4 separate regions of the Homo sapiens genome follow, and all the other regions are linked to region 1. Evidence: read pairs that join two places in POLR2A ChIA-PET (ENCODE). Cell type or tissue: K562. All regions are shown on one strand. Region 1 overlaps BCR (BCR activator of RhoGEF and GTPase). Region 2 overlaps LOC105372948 (a long non-coding RNA gene). Region 3 overlaps RSPH14 (radial spoke head 14 homolog). Region 4 overlaps RAB36 (RAB36, member RAS oncogene family).

Region 1 (5,000 bases):
CGTCTGCCCCTGGCAGGGGGTTGTGACTTAAGAAATGTATATTTGATCTTTGCATATCCCACCCTCTACTTTCCTGGCATGCAGGTCCTAAAACCCTTGGAATCTCCAAAGTAATACATGTCTTTATGTGTGCTAGTAAATGACAGGTGGCTGGGGCTCCTGGATAGCCTCAGGAAGGGGGCTGGTTGCCGGGAGAACCAACCACACGATTAGAGAGTTGGCACCCCCAACTCTCTGGGGAAGACCCACAGTTGAAGGTTGAGTTGATCACCAATGGCCAGTGACGTAATCAATCATGCCTACACAATGAGGGCTGTCCAAAAGGCCAGGGTTAGGAGAGCTTCCAGGTTGCTGAAAATGTGGCAGTGCCCCGAGAGGGCATGGAAGCTCTGCACCCCTTCCCACAGACCTTCCTCTGTGCACCTCCTCCATATGGCTGTTCCTGAGTTGTATCTTTGTATTAAAAACCAGTCAGCTAGTAAGTTATTTTCCTGAGTTCTCTGAGCCGTTCCAGCAAGTGATCAAACTCAAGGAGGGGGCTGTAGGAACCTCCAATTTACGGCCAATAGATAACCTGGACTTGCTACTGACACCTGACGTTAGGGGCAGTCTTCTGGAGCTGAGCCCTTAACAGTGGGATCTGATGCTAACTCCAGGTAGACAATGTCAAAACTGAGTTGAAATTGTAGGACACCCAGCTGGTGTCTGCAGAGAACTGCTTGGTGTGGGAAAAACCCCTACATTTGGTCACATAAGTGTTCTGCGTTGAGCTTGTGTACAGAGAAAACAGTTGGTTCTCCCCCATACAGGGGGGTTGGGTTGCTATAGAAAGGGGGACCCTGGCTGGGCACAGTGGCTCATGCCTGTAATCCCAGCACTTTGGGAGGCCGAGGTGGGTGGATCACTTGAGGTCAGGAGTTCGAGACCAGCCTGGCCAATATGGTGAACCCCATCTCTACTAAAACTATAAAAAATTAGGTGGGCATGGTGGCAGGTGCCTGTAATCCCAGCTACTCAGGAGGCTGAGGCAGGAGAATCGCTTGAACCTGGGAGGTGGAGGTTGCAGTGAGCCAAGATTGCACCACTGCACTCCAGCCTAGGTGACAGAGCAAGACTCTGTCTCAAAAAAAAAAAAAAAAGAAAAGAAAAGAAAAAGAAAGGGAAACCCAAAATGTTACCGTTACCGTCTTGATGTCAGGAACGGTCCTTGCACCTTGCACACCTGCCCATGGGGTCTGATGGGGTGAGGAGCACAGGCCAGCATGCTGGCTGGGGTGCAAGTTCTGTCCACCATGAGCAGCGAGTCCTACCATGCTATTCCGATGCCAGCCCAGGGAACTGGGGCTACAGGTTCCCCCATCCCCCAGTCTGGCCCAGCTTCTGGCTGAGTCATAGACCACCTTCCAGCAGGTCTGTCGAAATCCCAGACCACCCTTACCCCAATGTGAGTACCCGCAGGAGGACAGAGTGGCTTATCCTACAAGAGGCCCCCTGCCTGTTGGGACTATCTGGTTATACAGAGTAATTCATTCCTCCCAGAGGCACCTGGAGATAATCACTCCCTTCCTCCCAGGCTGAATGACAAAGCTCAACACGTGTTTCCAAGGCCTTAGCCATCTGGAGCTCCTCCATGGCCTGTTCTCAGCCTGAGTTTTCTAAGCCAGTGGACTCATCATGACCACTGTCAACCCACAAGGATCTTCTGGCCCAATCCATGGCTCATGTGAGGATCCCTTCTCCACTCCTTCCAAAGGGGGACTTTGAGGCCCATGGGACTTCTGAGAGCTCACCCTGATGGGGTGACGTCACTCTCACCATGAGTCACCTGTAAGCAGCCCTGCCCAAAGGTTACCAGCAGAGGTGACCTTGGTGTTCATTCAGGAGTTTACAACTGCCACCACACACACCCAGGCTGGGTGGGCACAGGGCTGCCCTCAGGCACTCAGAGCAACTGACCCAGCAATCCTGAAGTGGAGACTGTTGTCAGTCCTTTCCACGTGGAAGGCCGGGGAGAGCCGTGTGTCTGGAGTGATCTGCCACTAGCTGTGGGTGCAGGTGGCCGAAGTTCCGGCTTCCTTGCACACCTCTGCCTCTCCCTCTCCCAGGTTCTCCACTTCTCGTCCCACAGGACTCAGCACCCTCTAACAGGTGTCCTCAGCCCTGGCTGCACGTCGGCAACACCTGGGAGGCTTTGAAAACGATTTCACCGGGATCCACACAGACCTGCTGAATCCGAAGCTATAGGGGCTTCCTGGGGGAATCTAGCTGGCAGCCAGGGCTTAGACCTGCTGAGCGACCCCAACCCGGTGTCTAGCATTGCCGGCTGCTGACCTGCAGCACTGTCCCAGGTGATTGCACACAACTACTGGCTGCAAAGTCCGGGCCGGGTTCTGTCTCTGTGCGTGTTGAAAGGAGAATTCCAGGAAGAGGCTGGGTCTGGGTTGAGCATAGCAGCCAAAGTAGGAAGACCCCAAGAGCAAGGGGCACCCACCAAGTCCCTCAACAAGCTGTATGGAGGAATCTGGTCTCCTTAATCCATGGGACATCGAGGGGGCTCCAGGTACCAAGATCGCTATGTTGGTTATTAACGCTCAGTTCCTTTGGCCTTTGGGTGGGGGAAGTGAGCTGTGGTGTAATCCCTCAGAAGCGAGGCTCTGGCCCTCCCCATTGCTACCTCTCTGTGAGTTAGTCCAGGTCACTGAGGCCGCCCATGCCTCACCTTTCTTGACTTCATTTATTAATTTTAACAGAGACGTTGACTCGCTAAGGTGCCTAGGCTAGTCTCCAACTCCTGGGCTCAAGCAATCCTCCTGCCTCAGCTTCCTTTTTTAAAATCATGCATGTGAACTAGACAATGGATAAAGACCCTCTAGCTCTAAAATGCTACTGTCACTATTAGATGAAGGCCGTGCCATCCCCTTGGCCTCCTTTAACAACTTCCTCACCCTAGTCTCCCACCCCATGACCCTCCAGACTTGGCTTTTACATTAGCTTGGAATTGTCAGCGTCTACTAAATGTTCTAGCAGAGGTGTCCAAGTGCCCAAGGGAGAGAATACACTCATGGGTTCTTAGTTTTGTTTTTGGTCGGGCCAGCAAAGCCCCTTCCTCATCCCTCTTTTCCACTTATCACTAGAGAAAGAGACTAAAACCACAGCTTCAGGCTGCGAAACGTCTAAAACAAAACAAACAACAACAAAATAAGGTGGGTTAGACCAGCTTTTAACCAACGGTTTTGCTGTTTATCTGAAGACGATCTTAAGACATCAACACATTCTTCATCACTGGGTGGAGCACCTTTTATCTGAGTGCTTTCCGAGCCCATGACTACACTGACTCCCGTGTAAGGTCAAGTCAACACCGAGTAGGGAGTCAGCCCAGCAAGAACTTCGGGGTCAGATTCGGGGTCCCAGGGCTTGCTTCAGAGTAACTGTAAGACTCCACATGTGCGAAGCCACATGCTGGCTTAGCAACGTCCACGCTAAAACCTGGTGCAAGAATCAAGTGCCCGGTGAGGGTTTGCCTGCCTGTGTCCAGTGAGACTTTGAAGTGGACACATCACCCCGCCAGGTGAGACAGAGAGACTAGGTCTCACGGCCAGACTCTGCTGGGGAATTAGGACACTCCAAGTGGCTGAAACCCCAGCCGTTTCCCCCTCTGCAGAGATCTCAAATCAATGTCTGGGTGACTGATGCTTTTAAGTCTGGATTCCAGATGGCCTGCTCATCCCTGCCACGTTCCATATGAGGGCTTCAGCCCCTGCCTCAGCTCACCCAGATCACTCCAATCCATACTTGTTGCCCCTCATTCTGCTGACTCTTCCAGTCTGCTCCAAGGCAAATGATGGTGTGGGGAGGACTGCCCCTCAATTTCCTCATCCCCCCATTCTAACCAGCACACAGGAACCTGCTTTTTCAAAACGCAGTTTTTCACACCTGAGCTCCCCTAAGTACACAAAGCACCACCCCCCACCCGTGATTTTATTTTCAGCGACATGATCTTTCTGTCACCCAGGCTGAAGTGCAGTGGAGTGATCACAGCTCACTGCAGCTGTGAACTCCTGGGCTCAAGGGATCCTTCTAAGTAGCTGGGACTACAGGTGCATGCCACTATGCCCAGCTAATTTTTTTTTTTTTTTTTTTGAGACAGAGTCTTGCTCTGTCGTCCAGGCTGGAGTGCAGTGGCGCGATTTCGGCTCACTGTAAGCTCCACCTTCCGGGTTCACGCCATTCTCCTGCCTCAGCCTCCGGAGTAGCTGGGACTACAGGCGTGCGCCACCACGCCTGGCTAATTTTTTTTTGTATTTTTAGTAGAGACGGAGTTTCACCATGTTAGCCAGGATGGTCTCCATCTCCTGACCTTGTGATCCACCCACCTTGGCCTCCCAAAGTGCTGGGATTACAGGCGTGAGCCACCGTGCCTGGCCTGCCCAGCTAATTTTTAAAAACATTTTTTGAGAAAAAGTCTTGCTATGTTGTCCAGGCTGATCTTAAACTCTGGCCTCAAGCAACCCTCCTGCCTCGGCCTCCCAAAGTGCTGGGATTATAGGCTTGAGCCACCATGCCCAGCCAAGGCCCTTTCCTCTTGAGGATAAAGTACATTATTTGGCATTTTGAAAGCCACCATCTCCCAAGAGCCAGAACCAATTGGGAGGCCTGGCTCCTGCCCCCGTACCAGGAATACCCAGTGGAAAAACCTCTCTGGGCCGCCTCACCCTTGGCAGGACTGAGGTTGATGGTCTCATCAGCCACATCCTTCCTGCAAAGCTTTATCCAAGGCAGAACCCAAACACTAGAAGGTAGAAGGTGGGGGCATGGAATCTGGCTGCTGCTCACCTGAACCAGGAACCAGACTAGGAGTGGGGCTGGGGAGAGGAAGTCCAGTGCAGACAGCCCAGGGTTGGTGTGGAAGAGGGAGGGCCTAGTGAAATCTGAAACCCTCTTCTCTCCAGGCAGTTTGCTTAGCAACCCAACCCCAGAACTCTGCAAATCTATTCTTTCAT
Region 2 (5,000 bases), 410 kb after region 1:
TGCCTGGAAGGCTGGAGGGAAGGGCAGCCTGGGGGTCTCAAATCTGAGTGAACTGGGCCAGACCTGCTTATAGCTCTGACCACTGTCCTCCTGAGGTTGGAGGGGGAGGGTGACATAGGTGGGAAGGGGTTTGTGTCTCACTTTCCTGTCTGCCTGTGTCACTGTGAGATGAGTATCAGTGCTGTCTCATGATTGACAGTAATAGCCTTGTTTCCAGCCTGGGGCCCATTGATTATCAGGGTGGCCATGTTCTCTGATATGGAGTCAGAGAGTTGTTCAGGAATCACTGAGTGCCAGTTGCTGTCACCATAGATTACCAGCACAGGGACCTGTCCTAGCTTCTGCTGGTACAAAAGTTTGCATAAAAGTATTCTATGCTGTCTCCCTGGTAGGTGATCCTGGCCCTCTGTCCCAAAGCCACAGACGCTGCAGGCAACTGAGTCCGCTCAGAGGAGGCCACTGAGCCTACAAGATAGGACAGGAGAGGTGAGTCTGAAGATGAGGGTCTCATTCTCAGAGCCCCACACACTGCGTCACTCCCTGTGCTGAGCTGAAGGTCAGGGCCAGGCTGATCCCTAGTCTTATGGGGCTGAGCCCTGGAAGGCAGAACCTGTGCCGACAGCAGGAAGGGTGAGTAGAGGAGAGGGATTCAGGTCATGGTGGAGATGCATCAGAGTTCTGCCTCTGAGTTCATAGCTAGACAGTGGACTTCCTGGGCCCTCATCACAAAAAGAGAAGTCTCTTCATAGAAACCTGCTTCTCTTCCTGTTGTGGCCTTGTTGGGTGACTCCTTGGTGAGCACAGAAGGACAGGGCTTAATAGAGAGTGTAAAAATGTGCCCTATCTCCAGGTCTGTATCCAGTTTCCTCACACTCTCCCTAGTATTGAGTGAGGAAGTGCTGCCCGCACCATATGCACACACACATCTCAGTTCATGTCTCAGGTATTCACAGAGGTAGGCAAGAACTCAGTCATCTTCTCTATTGATGTGAATATCCGTGGAAAAGGAAGCTCCAATGTAAATTCATCGTGGACCCTGAAGATTCTTTAGCTCTCACAGCCCTGTCTTGACCATCTAGCATCTGGTCTGGGTAGCAGGGTTGGGTTGATCTTGAAGCAGGAGATTGTAGGAACAGGGGCCATGCTGGTGTTTGGGAGGCCAGAATTCCATGATGAAACTCAGTGAAATTGCTCAGCCATCTCTCAGATTTATTTTTTATTTATCTGTTTTTTTTTTTTTTTTTTTTGAGACGGAGTCTCGCTCTGTCACCCAGGCTGGAGTGCAGTGACGCGATCTCGGCTCACTGCAATCGCTGCCTCCCGGGTTCACGCCATTCTCCTGCCTCAGCCTCCCAAGTAGCTGGGACTAAAGGCACCTGCCATCATGCCCGGCTAATTTTTTGTATTTTTAGTAGAGACGGGGTTTCACCGTGTCAGGATGGTCTCAATCTCCTGACCTTGTGATCTGCCCACCTTGGCCTCCCAACGTGTTGGGATTACAGGCGTGAGCCACCGTGCCCAGCGATACTATTATTTTTATATTAAAAATGGGAGAAAATCGGCTAGGTGCGGTGGCTCACGCCTGTAATACCAACACTTTGAGAGGTCGAAGGGGGCAGATCATGAGGTCAGGAGATCGAGACCATCCTGGCTAATACTGTGAAACCCTGTCTCTACTAAAAATACAAAAAAATTAGCCGAGTGTGGTAGCGGGTGCCTGTGGTCCCAGCTACCCAGGAGGCTGAGGCAGGAGAATGGTGTGAACTCGGGAGGTGGAGCTTGCAGTGAGCAGAGATCACGCCACTGCACTCCAGCCTGGGCGACAGCGAGACTCTGTCAAAAAAAAGAAAAAAAAAAGGAGAAAATCTTCAAGATCTATGTCTATGCAAAGAATTCTTAGACTTCACCAAGTACACAAGTCATGAAATGAAAGACTGATAAATTGAACCTTAACAAAACCATCAATTTTTGCTCTGCAAAAATCTCTCTTGAGAGGATGTGAACAGAAGCTACAGACTGGCATTAAGTATTTGCCAATCACATATCCAGTAAAGGACTAGTATAAAAAATACATAAAGAACAGTGAAAACCGGCCGAGTGCATTGGCTCATGCTTGTAATTCTAACACCTTGGGAGGTTGAGCAGGGAGGATTGCGTGAGCCTAAGGAGTTCGTGGCCAGCCTGGGCAAATAGGGAGATCTTGTCTCTACAAAGAAAATTCTGTAAACGATTAGTGAGGCAGTGTGTGTGCGTGTTGTCCCAGCTACTTGGGAGGCTGAGGCAAGAGGATTGCTTGAGTCAGGAAAGTCCAAGCTACAGTGAGCTGTGATTGCATCACTCCACTCCAGGCTGAATGACAAAGTAAAATCCTGTCTCAAAAAAACAAAACACCCAACACTGAATACCAGTTAAGAGCAAAACAAAAGACAATCTAATTAGAAAATGTGCAAAGGGCACAAACGTGATCAAAGAGGACATACAGATGGCAAATAAGCACAGGACAAGGTGATCATCATTAACGATCAGAGACACGAAATTTTAAAAAATGGAATATCACTACACACCTATCACAATAGTTACCTAAAAAAAGAGTAAAAACACACAATTCCCAAAGAAGCAGAGAAATTTGATCATTCCTTCATTACTGGCCAGAAAAAAATGTTACATTCACTTCAGGAAACAGTTTGTCAGCTTCTCAGAAAACTAAAGACCTAATTAGTGTATGACACAGCAATTATAATATTGGACCTTCATTTCAAAGAACTGAATACTTATGTTCACAAGAAACATACAAACTGATGTTCGTAGCACCCTCAGGTGTAGTAGCTCCAAACTGAAAACAATCCAGATACCCTTCGGTGGGTGAGTAATTCATCAGGTTTTGTTAAACTAATACCAAGAGATACTGCTCAGCAATTGAAAGGAACTGACTATTGATACACACACCTTTCCAATGACTTTATAGGGAATGATGCTAAGTAAAAAATTCCAACCCCAAAGTCTGTCTACTACAATAGGGTTGTATTTGTATCACGTTTTTGCAAGACAAAATTTTAGGAATAGGGAACCAAATCAGTGGTTGCCAGGGTTGGGCAAGGGAGGGAACTGGGTGGGAGGAGGTAGATATTATCAAAGGGAAACACCAGGAAATGTTGTGATGGACCTGGTTTGTGTCTTGATTGTAGTGGTGGATACCTGTGCTGATACATGTTGGGAAATCACACAGAATGGAATGCATAGACACACATGCATGCATATAAACTCATACAAATACATGAGGAAATGTGAACCTGAGAAACCTGAATTTTAAAAATGCAAAGATTTGATTAAATATTTCACCAAAGAAGACATACAAAGCACAGATAAGTACCTGAAAAGATACTTAGCATAATAAGTCATTAAAGAAATAAAAGTTAAAAACATAATTAGATATCGCTACAGCTCTATCTGAAAGACTTTAAGGAAAAACTGACAATATCAAGTGCTAACGAGGATGCACACACATTGAACTCTCATAAATGGGGGGTGACAGGTCAAGATCCATGTCCTTTCCTGGGGCAGAGCCCGGTAAGGGAGCACAGGGCACAGTGAGACACTGGGACACGGTCATCTCAGCCTGGCCACTCTCTCAGGGTCCTTCTGCCTGGGCTGCTCTGGTCTCTCCTAGTATGGTCCCCACAGACTGGTGTTGAGGAGACAGAATGATGAGTTGTCAAAATGGCCTAAATCATGGCCTGCATCTGCCTCTGCCTAGGGGTGTCTCTGCAGGAGGAGAGTCAGAAGTCTCAGGGACTTGGAAGGGGACATGTGACTGCTGACTCTGAGTCCCTGAGGAGAAAGGGGAGGTGGGGGGTTTTGGCCTCACTTTCCCTTTGTGTCACTGTGTGTGGCTCACCCATCCTGGCCATCAATCTTGTGGCTCTCTCCATAGTGATACTCAGCCTCGTCCTCAGACTGGAGGTTGGACATGGTGAGGGAGCAGTCAGCCCCAGAGCTGGAGCCCGAGAAGCAATTGGGGATCCTGTCCTCCTTTCTGTGTCTGCCATCGCTGTGAAACTTCATTATATACTAGGGGGACCTCTCTGGTCTCTGTTGATACCATTTGATGATGTAGGTACTGTGCTCACTGCTCAGGGTGCAGGTGAGCTTGACTGAGGCTCCCAGTGAGGCAGATGCAGACGGGGGCTGAGTTAGCACAGCCAGAGCACAGAGACCTGGAAACATAGAATTTCATGAATGATGCCGAATGCTCGGGAGAACTGGAAAGAATGCCCCTGAGGATTGGAGCTTGTGGAGAAATAGCAGTGAAAGGGTTTCCCTGAATTCCCTGGATGTTCTGACCTGTGGAGAAAATGAAGGGCAGGAGGTAGAAGGAGACCCAGACCGTGGTGGGAGGGACTTCCAAGAGCTCTGCTTGAGGCTGCCCCGTGGAACCTGGTTACAAGGACTTCTTGTGTTACCCTCTTCTTGAAGCTTGTTGGGAGGAGCTTTGAATGTCAATTTGCTCTCCACTTCCCAGCATGTTTATCTGAGCTCCTGTCTGAGCCGTTAGCCTGGAGACTTCATCTTGGCAATTTCCCATGTTCAGAAGAAGGACCAGGTGGGTGTCACAAGTACAGAATAAATTTTACACAATAGAAGGGGCCTCAAAAAAAGCGTCAGTCATTCCCTTTGCACTTGAGCACTACCAGGGGACTTAGAGTCATTAGAGTCCCCAAACCAAGGCCCACAGTCCCTTCTAGGGCTCAGAGGTAGAAAGCCATCCTCCATGTACCACTAGTTCTTTAGATATCTATGCCGTATATTGTTTTAGACATTAGTTGAGATGATACCATGTATAATTTGAGATAACGCTAAAGGCATGATAGGTTAATGACCTACTCAGAAATCCGTGAGGTTGATTGTGTGGATCCAGTACCCTGGATTCTTTCCCTTGAGATCCTGTTAAGAGGTCCCCTGAGAACACTCCAGGAGTCCAGGGACTTCCAGCAAGAAGCAAA
Region 3 (5,000 bases), 130 kb after region 1:
TGCTCTTGTCTGACTCCCCAGTTCACCACTTCCCTGCAAAATGAATAAATTCTAACTTCTAAAAGGAGTAACTACCTGGAATTTGCTGCTGGCAAAAGCTACCCCTGCTTCTAAGATAAACTCAATGAGCAAAATATCAAAAATCTGGAACCAATCTGGCTTAGATCTGATGCTTTGGATTTAAGAACTTTTCTGGCCAGGCGCCGTGGCTCACACCTGTAATCCCAGCACTTTAGGAGGCTGAGGCAGGTGGATCACAAGGTCAGGAGTTCAAGACCAGCCTGGCCAACACAGTGAAACTTCATCTCTACTAAAAATAAAACAACAACAACAAAATTAGCTGGGCATGGTGGCAGACACCTGTAATCCCAGCTCCTTGGGAGGCTGGGGCAGGAGAATCACTTGAACCCGGGAGGTGGAGGTTGCAGTGAGCCGAGATCATGCCACTGCACTCCAGTCTGGGCGACGCAGCGAGACTCTGTCTCAAAAAAAAAAAAAAAAAAAGGAACTTTTCTGACTAGACTACATCACCAGTGACCGTGGTAATGCAAGTGGTAACTGCAGCTGGTAGTGATGACTCAGGCACGAAGCAACAGCATCACCAATGACTGCAGTGACAATGACGCTGGTAACCACAGCTGGACACGAGCTGCCAGTCTGTTCTCACATCTGCCCACTCCTGTTTTACAGATGAAGAAACTGAGGCACAGAGAGGCAGGATATGTGCTCCAAGCCCCACAACCAGGTGCTCTGGCTTGCTGCTCCTACAGGGTGGGCCCAAAGGAGGCTGCCTGAGGGCAGGGGTGCCCAGGAGGATGCTGCATAGAAACCCTGCTCTCCAGAGCCCCTGAGTTCTCTGAGGAACAGCTCTGGCAGCATCTGTGCAGAGAAAGGAAGGATACCCAGAGGTACCCGTCATTACCCTGGAACCCTGCACTCCACCTGGAAGACTGTTTTTCCAAACCAATCTTGCTCTTTCTTTAGAATGAGCTTCGGAATAACAGGAGTCCTGAGGAGTGAGCAGCCTCAGGTCTGGGGATGGGGGTGCTGGCCTTTCTGCAGAGACAAGCAACACACAAGATCTCATCCCCAGCAGAGCAGAGAGGAGCCAGCGCCTCCGCAGTGAACCTGGCTGCACATTCCCAAATGTGAGATAAGTGGTGGTCTAGGAATGTCACATTCTGCTGAGGGAGTAATTAGCTCTAATGGATTCCTGGAAGCCACATCATAGAGGACTGTGGTAACAGAGCTGTCATTTCTCATAGAAATGATGCTGTAATTGGGGGCTATGCTTCTGACCCCAAATTTTGCATCAGTTAAATAACAGATATGACCATTAGCACGTATTATTAATTTACTGAGCAAACACTTGCTGAGCGCGCCCTGAGTCCACATCAGCTCTCATGCCAGGTGATGGAGCTTGAGGTGGGAGTCCTGGGGCTGCAGGAATAGAGCCAGGCAGGGATGGCAGGGTCCTTTTGGGGTAGGGGGCTTCCTCCGGGGTTGGGAAGGGCGTGATCTGGCCACCAGCAGGGTATGGACCTGGGGGTTCAAGGGTGAGGGGACAAGCACAGAGTGGGTGCTAGGCCTGGGTCTGCCTCTCTGAGCCCTGATGGGTCACTTGGGGATGACAGTTGAGATGGTTTTAATACCCAGCTTAGCCCATCACCTCCTGGGCAGGCAGTGGAATTTAGGTAAGAGGAGGAGCAGGAGGGCCACCTCACTGATGCGGAAACAGTTCACGTGTACTGGTCATCTGAAGCCTCAGATCTAAACCAGACTGGTCCTCTGCAGGGCACCTGTGTGTAGGGAGAGCTCAGCTGGCAGCAGTGGGAGGGGCCGATAGACCACGTGGACCCCCTCTCTCCAAGGCCAAGGCAGCCACTCTTCTTGTCCAACGCCATGAAACACTCCTGACTGTGGCCCCCGTGAGTCCTGGGGTGAGTCAAGCTGTCCCAATGCACTAGGAGCCCCTTCCATGGTGTCTAAACTGCTTCCCTGCTGATGCCTCTCAGTGGACCTTGGGGACCCTGGACACCTCTTTGAGCCTCCTGTTCCTGACTTAGAGGTCATGGAAACTCAGGTACTTATCTCACAAGGCAGCTGGAGGTGGGCACGGTGCCTCACAGTACACTCTTATCAGGATTCCGCCACTGCGGCAGCCTCATCAGGACAGACAAACATCTCCCGAGTGTGGGCCCTTCCCTCAGCTCAGGCCCCTGCTTGTGCCCAGGACTCCCCTTGCTTTGCAGGCATTTCAGGCTCAGGCTTCCTGGTTTCCTCTATTCCTTGAGACAAACCATGGGAACCACACTGACTAATATTTAGTGGGCACCGAGGAGATGATGGGCCTCAAATAATAACAAAATCTCTGTGTAGACGCCTGGTTTCCTGGTCTTGTTTCTTGGCTGGGCCCTGTCTGGCAGGAGTCAGGAAAGCCTGCAGGAGGCACCAACCACATACCTCACTTCCGGGCTCAGACAGGAAGCTTCAGAGCGTGGGAAGCACCTGAGCTTGCCGCCTCACTCCATCCCAGCGTCCCTGACGCAGGCTGAGCCTTCACTGCACATGGGCTCCACCCTAGTAGGAGGTGAAGCTTAGGAGATGGTGGGTGCCCATCCTGTAATCTTTATAGAACAGGAAGGCTATAAAGAAGGTCAGAGGGCCCAGCATGGGACAGTGTGGTGCTGGCAGTGTGGTGCTGATGGACCAGCAAGTGAGGCAGGAGCTGCATCGTGGGTTTGTTCCTAGACCAGAGGCCTGCAGCTCTCAGAGATGGGGGACAAGACAGAGCGGGAGGCTGAAGAACCACAGACGGTTACAAAGTCAGGACCCTGACCAGCTGAAGTTGATGAGAGGAGGCCAAACCTAGAGAAGAGCCTCATATTTGGGTCTGAAAGATCAACTGCAGAGGAGGCAGTGGGGAAAGGTGTTGCCAGGCCAGAAGCCCAGTCTTGTCCTCTGACCTAGTGCCCAGCCTGGGCCCTGGTGCTTGCCTGGTGACCTCGGGAGCCTGTGTCACAGCGGTGCCTGCACTCTTGCAGCCTGGAGTGCAGACAGGTGGGCAAAGCGGCATCCTGACACTCAAATCACCACCACTGAAAACAGAGCCGTCTATTTGAAGCTGTAGCTCTGGAAACTGTGACTCAAGCATGCATATGGGAAGCAAGAAGCCCCAGCATGCCTTCTGCTGGCCTCCAGGGCCTGGCCTCATAGCCCTCTGACCTGTCCATGCTCTGCTCACCCTGCAAAACATGACTGGCTGTGCCTCCTGCACCCATCTGGCCTTTGTGGGCTCCCCTGGGTCCTCCTGCCCTTGGTGGATGTGGCTCTGTTCTCCTTCCTGGCCTGGCCTGGCCTGCATGGGGTTTTGCCCTCCCTGGCCTGGCAGGGTTAAACATTGTCCTGCTGCAGCCCACCTGTGGGCCACTGGGGTAGAGCTGGATGCAGCTTTGGAGTCATGTGGCCCTGCCCCATGGTAGTGCATCACCCCCTTGTCCTGCAGTGACTTCCTCCATCAGCCTGACAGACCCTGGATTCAGAGGAGCTGCCTCTGCCAACCATGACCCCATGGCAAGGGGGAGGGCTCCTCACTTCACATATGGGGCCCAAGGCCTCAAGAGGGGCTGACTCCCCAGGGTGCAGTTGAGAGCCTGGTATTTTCCAACTGCCACAGTGTCCTGTTCTGGCAAGAAGCCCTCCTTGCCTTCACCTCTATGGCTGCCAAGGCAGCCGCGGGGGGTGGGGCGGGGCGGGGAAGAGGGAGGCAGAAACACACCACCATTCACTGCTGTGATGCCAGCCCAGGGCTCCAGTGCCCATCCTGCTCTCTCCAGGGCCTGCTTACCAGCAAGATGGCGCCTTCTAGGAGGCTGGGGTTTGTCTGCACATTTATTTATATAAATAACACGGAGCAGACAGTTCCTGTGAGAAGCTTGTGCAATGGTGGGAATCTCACTGCTTGGCGTCGGGGAATGGTGAGGTGATTTGTAACCAGGCCTTCAGCCACCAGGCAGCTGGATGCAGTCCCTGGGGTGGTGTGGAAGTCATTTCCTGGCCATTTGTGAGAAGAGAGCTCCTGCTCAGACAGGTCCAAATAGACTTGCCATTGTGGAAGGGACTCTGCCCCAGGCCGTGGCTTTCTCACTACAGCAGGGGAGCTGACAGCCCATCCCTAAGGGGCTTCCAGCTTGCTGGCCTGCGGGTCTGGGGTATTTCCCCTGAACGTGGCTGCCAGACTGCTGGCCAGACCAGGTCCGGCACCTGGAAGGACATTCCCAGGTCAGCGGCCGGGGCAAGGTAGGGAGTGGAGAGGAGCCTGCGCCTGGTTAGTTGTGGGGGTGGTGAGGCCTCTCACTCCTGATTCTCCACCAAGGTTCTCCTGGTGACACAAAGGGGCAGATGTCCCTGGCCATGAACACAGGGTCTGGGGTTTACTCACTGCCGGTGCATGCTGCACCTTGGACAAGTCATTTCCTTTCTCTGGGCCTCAGTTTCCTCATCTGTACAATGCTGGGACTGTTGTGAGAAGGCACAAAGGTGCTGACACGGGAAGAACCCCAAGCTGCTGGGCCTTGCCCTGTGGCTACCACTGGCACCCCAGTGGGCCCTCTCCACGCCACACCCACTGTGATTCGCCTTGGCACTGGGACGTCCTCTCACCTGCGAGGTCTCATCGGAAGACCTGCTTCCCTCTGTCCCAGCATGAGGCAGCTGAGGGAAGGCTACCCAAATGCAGGGCCAGCTCAGCCGGACGGAGTGGGAGAGGTCTCGATGCTGCAGATGGGGATTCAGCCAGCAACACTTCTTTGCTGGCCACAGGGCCCAGGTCAGCCTGGCTCTTTGGGAGGCTCCTGTGGCCCCTTAGCCTGGAGATGCAATGGCCGATGTGATGAATGGTGGATGTGTTTCCATCCCGCCTGCAGCCACCTGGACCTTACTTAAAACATACCGTGTCGGCACCTCTGGCTCAGCCCCTCTCATTCCCCATCAGGCCAGTC
Region 4 (5,000 bases), 94 kb after region 1:
AGCCACAGTGATACTGGGAAGGGATGGGAGCCCCTGTCACTGGGCCCTTCTCTATGCCAGGTGATGTCACATGCCTGGCATTTCAGGGCCAGAGGCAGGATAGTGCAGTGGTTACAGGTGAGGGTGTGTTTGGATCCTGGCCCTGCCACCCTGTGGCCCTGGAAGTTACTTCACAGGACTAAAATGGAACGTGCCTCATGAGTAGTTATGGGGTAGTTATGAGTAGTTATGGGGTTCTCCGGTTATGGAGAACAGGCCAGCACGGCATGACACAGGGTTGGGGTCACTATTCCCCCATCCGTGAGGCAGGCCTCCCAGCTTCCTTCTAGAGATGACGCAGCTCCTCTTAGGCAATGAAAGTGCTGCCAGGCACCAGCACAGCAGGGCTGTGATGCCAGTGTGCACCAGGGCCACAGAGGGAACAGACGACTGGCTACAGAGGGAAACACTGCATGGCAGGCCCCACAGGACTGGCCCAAGAGCAGGGCTCTGCCCCACCATGGTGACAGCCCTGGCCCACTCACCAGTCTTGGCCGACACTGACCAGTACTCGGCCTGCATCTCCCTGGCCAGGTGCACAGCGTCTGCTTCGGCCTGCTCACATGCGGCCCCTGACTGGGAGAAATGGCCCTTGTTGACCCAGCGTCCCGGCTCTCCTGCAGGGAGGCCCAGGGGGATAGGCAGCTGCCTGCTTCCCACTGTGCTGCCTCCCTCCCTCCCCATGGCTCCTCCAATGAGGGCTGTAAGGGGAGGCATTTTCCCAAGGGCCACCCAGACCACCAGTGCCACTCTGCTCACCAGAAGGTCCTTCTTGGTTCCCACGAGGAAGATGAAGCAGGAGCCTGCCTCGTTCTCCCTCAGAGCATCCTCCAACCACTGCCTGGAGTGTAAGGAGAGAGGCTGAGAGATTCACCCATCCTCCCACCCCAAACAGGGGGCAGAGGGCACACTTGGGACCTCCCCAGGGCTGAAGTGCTGGGCTGGGAGGGACAAGGAGGGCTTCCTGGCCCACACTGGCTGAGCAGGATGCTGCACCTCCAGCCGGAAGGGCGTTGGCTGGACCCAAAGGGGTGGGAATACCAGAGCACTGGCTGGAGGTGGTGAAGACCCCTCCTGGCCCCACCTCTGGCCTCTCCCGGTGAGACCTTGCATGAGCCCTGCATGTTTATCAACTAGAACCATCACCCCCGCCTCCCTCACGGGGTTTGGAAGTTGCTGGGTGTGAATGCCCCAGACCAAGGTAAGGTGAGAGGGCTTTGCTCTAGTAGCTGGCCGATTCCCAGCAGAAGTAGGATAGCCTCTTGAATGGGTCACATTGCCAATTCTCTCTTCTCAAGACTGCAAGTGCCAAATTCATGTCACTTCAAAGACTGGCTATACAGTTTTCAGGGCCCACAGTGAACTGAACACGTGGGGCACCTCATTCAAAAAGTATCCGGACTTGCAACATGGCAAAGGCAGTGTATTAAAGCAGGTTGGGGCCCCTCTGAGCACGTGCCTGGGGGTGGCTGTGCTGGGCTCACACTCATGTGCTGGCTCCTCCAGAATAGGGACAAATCTCAAGCGATAAAGGCAGTTGGACAGTAAGTAGTCCGTGGGCAGCTGGTTCTGACAAGGGGCCCTGGTCACTCACACCCACCACGGGGTCAGGGTCCACTGGCCAGGGTCTGGGAGCCCTTCCAGGCAGCTTCCTGAGCCCAGGGAGACTGCAGGGGCCAGAGAGCCCAGACTTACCTGGTATGCTCCAGGGTCTGCACGTCAGTGAGGTCAAAGGCCGTGATGATCACTAGACACCCGGAAAAAGCCAACAGCCAATCAGTGCCAGGCGAGGCGAGCAAGGGGGCTCCCCAGGAGGTGCCCAGCTCCCAAGGAACTGCCAGGGCAGCCCCCCAACCAGGCACTCAGCACCGGAACCTCCTACAATGAAGGCTGAGGAGGAAACACCCCATGGCTGTCCCCCACCGGGACCCTCCAGCCTGCACCCGGCAGCCCAGCCTCAGTGTGGGATCCAGGGAGGCAGGACAAGGTAGGCGTGGAGCGAGCGCATGGGCTTTAGCGTCAGACACCCTCTGCCACTTACGGCTAAGGGAGCTCAGGTGAGGGCCTTAACTGCTGAGAGCCTCAGTTTTCCCACCTGTAAAATGGCGAGGACGAGACCTGTAGCTCTCAGGGTTGCTGTGAGGATTAAACAAGAGCAGCTGTTTTAAAAAGCTGTTAGTCGCCAGGCGCTGTGGCTCATGCCTGTAATTCCAGCACTTTGGGAGGCTGAGGCGGGTGGATCACTAAGTCAGGAGATCAAGACCATCCTGGCTAACACAGTGAAACCCCGTCTCTACTAAAAATACACACACACAAAAAAATTAGCTGGGTGTGGTAGCCGGCACCTGCAGTCCCAGCTACTCGGGAGGCTGAGGGAGGAGAATGTTGTGAATGCGGGAGGCGGAGCTTGCAGTGAGCCGAGATTGCGCCACTGCACTCCAGTTTGGGCTACAAAGCGAGACTCAGGCTCAAAAAAAAAAAAAACCTGTTAGTCCAGGGCCAACTTTCATTTCAACCAACAGCAGCTACAGCAGTGATGGTTAGCAACAACCTGCTTTAGCGAAACAACTTCCGGGGAGCCAGGTGGGCAGAAAACCGGGAGATGCAGCCTGGGCCCTCAGCTCCTCTCATCACTGGCCGCACCCCGGTCCTGTTGGGGTCCTGAGGGGAGCCCTATGTGGAGAACATTCCAGGCAAATGCTCTCTACTGCCCCCAGGGGTGTGACCAGGGCCGGACAGGGGCTTCCTCTGCACCTTGGCTGAAGGCTACAGGGAGACCCACGCCCCTCCCAAGGCAGATGGGAAGAGAAAGGAAGGGGGAAACTGAGGAAAGGGATGACGGCAGCCAGGCTGCCATGTGGAGAGGTGGGCCAGGCGCCTCGCACCTCTTATTCCCAGGGGAGAAGCATCCTTTCAAGGAGAGGCCCGAAGAGGCGAAGGGTGCAGGAGGCCATGCGACCAGGGCAGAGCTGGAGCTCCAACCCACGGCTGAGGGCTGCCTGGTTTGTTTCCTATTTTTGCTTCTTTTAAGTCTAAAAGAAAATGTTGTAACTTTTTCACCACTACCGAGTAGACATATCGGTGCCTTATAATTTGAGTCTGGTTTTGGATACTTTTGAGGTTCTCTCACATCTCCCACTGAAATCCATTTCTGTCTTCTTCCTGGGAAGGTGGGGTAGGCATCCGGAGCTTATGCTGCCGCCCCCTGCTGACGGTGAGCCCTGCCCAGCACCACCTGGCTGCCCTTGGCCATGGAAGTGGTGAGCATCCGGCCCTGCTGGCCCCCACCTGGGGCCTCCCAGTCCTCCCGTGGTCCCCCTTTCACTCCTACTCCCTGGCCCAGCCCCCTCTGCTAAGACAGGACAAGCCTCCTCCGACCTCCCCCTGGAGTCCAGTGCTGCCCTTCTCTGAGCCTCTGGAAAAGCACTTTCATCTCTGAGCATCTTTATGAGCTGAAACTGGGGCTGAGACTTAAAGCCAGCACCCACTACCACAGGGTCCTTAAAGGGTGTGATCGCCAAAGTCAGCCAGTGCCTGGGGATGAAGGCAGCTTCCCTGTTCCCAAGCAGTGGCCTGGTGTTTTCTCAGTGGGTCTTGGAGGACAAAAAACTGGTGCCTGTGCAGAGAACTCGGGATTCCCACTGTGGAGCCCGGCAGGGACCCCGCTGCTGCATGCAGTTGAGCCCCGACGTGGCATGTTGCTCACCCTGGGCACCCCGGTAGTAGGCAGATGCGATGCACTTGAACTTCTCCTGCCCAGCTGTGTCCCAGCTGTGAGGTGGGTGAGAAAGAAAGGGAAATGGTGTCAGGCTACACAATCACAGTGTCTTGAGCCAACAGGCTACGGGACCATGGGTGGGAGACCCTAAGGGCCTGTGCCAGCTGCATGGGCTTCAGGAAGTGCCTGTTGTGAGCCAGATGTCCCTACCCCCAGCTCCTTATGATCTCTTCCTAGGGTGCCCCCAGTGGACTTCTCTCATTCCTAGTGGATGGGGGTGTGTGGCATTAGTTGTTCTGCTGCCTGGATGGATGGAGTTGCAGCTCACTCCCTTCTGACTGAGACATTAAAATGGAACATACGGCCCAAGACATGACTCGCTCTGAAGATGTAGCAGTCCACTTGTAGAGAAGGCTCTGTGAATGGCACTGGGGCTCCAGGCGGGGCCTCCAGCAGTGGCTCTGCCACTTGGTTGGGTGATGGGTGTGACTGGGTCATTGCTTCACCTTCCACACTGCAGGTCCCAAAGTAGGAGTTGGAGATACCTAACACTGGAGCAATAGGTGGGTCTCAGCAGTTAGCTCCAGCTCTCTGGAGCACAGTAGTGAGAAGAAATTAGAAGCAAAGCCCTGGCTCCATGGAAAAGAGTACAACAATCGATTAATGATGTCTGCCATGGGCACAGTCTAGAAGAGGGGAAAGAGCACCTACTGAGATCTACCTGCCCTGGCTTAGAACAAGGCAGGTAGTCACTATGCAGGGCTGAGTCGGAAAATTGTTCCCCAATCCATCGCTTTTTGAGGTCAACTGATCAAAATTGAACTTTTCTCAGTAAACTGCAAAGTAGACAAGTCACAAACAAGACATCTATGGTCTGATTTTTTTCTTTTTTTTTGAGGTGGAGTTTCGCTCTTATTGCCCAGGCTAGAGTGTAATGGCATGATCTTGGCTCACTGTAACCTCTGCCTCCCAGGTTCAAGCAATTCTCCTGCCTCAGCCTCCCAAGTAGCTTGGATTACAGGCATGCACCACTGTGCCTGGCTAATTTTGTATTTTTAGTAGAGATGGGGTTTCTCCATGTTGGTCAGGCTGGTCTCGAACTCCTGACCTCAGGTGATCCACCCGCCCTGGCCTCCCAAAGTGCTGGGATTACAGGTGTGAGCCACCATGCCCGGTCATGGTCTGAATTTTTTTCAAGTGATCCAGTATGACACAGAAGTTTGGGCTTCATTCTTTCATTAAT

The links. Peaks named below come from ENCODE experiments on the same cell type or tissue, not always from the same donor. Only the 100,000 strongest peaks of a DNase experiment are listed, where the experiment ranks them.
Region 2: POLR2A ChIA-PET joins it to region 1 with 6 read pairs; 2 of 35 experiments call an interaction of 5 or more read pairs at or near these places.
Region 3: POLR2A ChIA-PET joins it to region 1 with 6 read pairs; 3 of 35 experiments call an interaction of 5 or more read pairs at or near these places.
Region 4: POLR2A ChIA-PET joins it to region 1 with 6 read pairs; 7 of 35 experiments call an interaction of 5 or more read pairs at or near these places.

The regions. Positions count from the first base shown.
Region 1 is chr22:23,248,572-23,253,571 of GRCh38, reverse strand. All of the region lies in intron 1 of BCR (BCR activator of RhoGEF and GTPase), which reads right to left. Among named protein-coding and RNA genes, the nearest start is that of BCR, 71 kb to the right of the region's middle. RefSeq lists an enhancer at 3,945-4,470. In K562, no CTCF peak of the experiment used is centred here; DNase peaks (open chromatin) are centred at 2,865, 3,907 and 4,679.
Region 2 is chr22:22,834,055-22,839,054 of GRCh38, reverse strand. It overlaps LOC105372948 (a long non-coding RNA gene), which reads left to right. Exons shown (of 4, transcript XR_938047.2): 3 at 393-486. It also overlaps IGL and the pseudogene IGLV3-7. Among named protein-coding and RNA genes, the nearest start is that of MIR650, 14 kb to the right of the region's middle. In K562, no CTCF peak of the experiment used is centred here; no DNase peak of the experiment used is centred here; H3K27me3 peaks cover 2,854 bases.
Region 3 is chr22:23,117,225-23,122,224 of GRCh38, reverse strand. All of the region lies in intron 4 of RSPH14 (radial spoke head 14 homolog), which reads left to right. The region is part of intron 2 of GNAZ (G protein subunit alpha z); the gene reads right to left. Among named protein-coding and RNA genes, the nearest start is that of RSPH14, 22 kb to the left of the region's middle. RefSeq lists enhancers at 1-213, 4,782-5,000. In K562, CTCF peaks have their summits at 982 and 2,442 (motif pointing right); DNase peaks (open chromatin) are centred at 1,617, 2,669, 3,013, 4,191 and 3 weaker places; H3K27me3 peaks cover 4,809 bases.
Region 4 is chr22:23,154,778-23,159,777 of GRCh38, reverse strand. RAB36 (RAB36, member RAS oncogene family) reads right to left here. Exons shown (of 11, transcript NM_004914.5): 6 at 3,746-3,810; 7 at 1,735-1,786; 8 at 799-880; 9 at 525-615. It also overlaps a transcript of RSPH14 not described here. Among named protein-coding and RNA genes, the nearest start is that of RAB36, 12 kb to the right of the region's middle. RefSeq lists an enhancer at 3,181-3,786. In K562, CTCF peaks have their summits at 139 (motif pointing left), 2,758 and 3,238 (motif pointing left); DNase peaks (open chromatin) are centred at 1,907, 2,757, 3,280, 4,020 and 2 weaker places; H3K27me3 peaks cover 5,000 bases.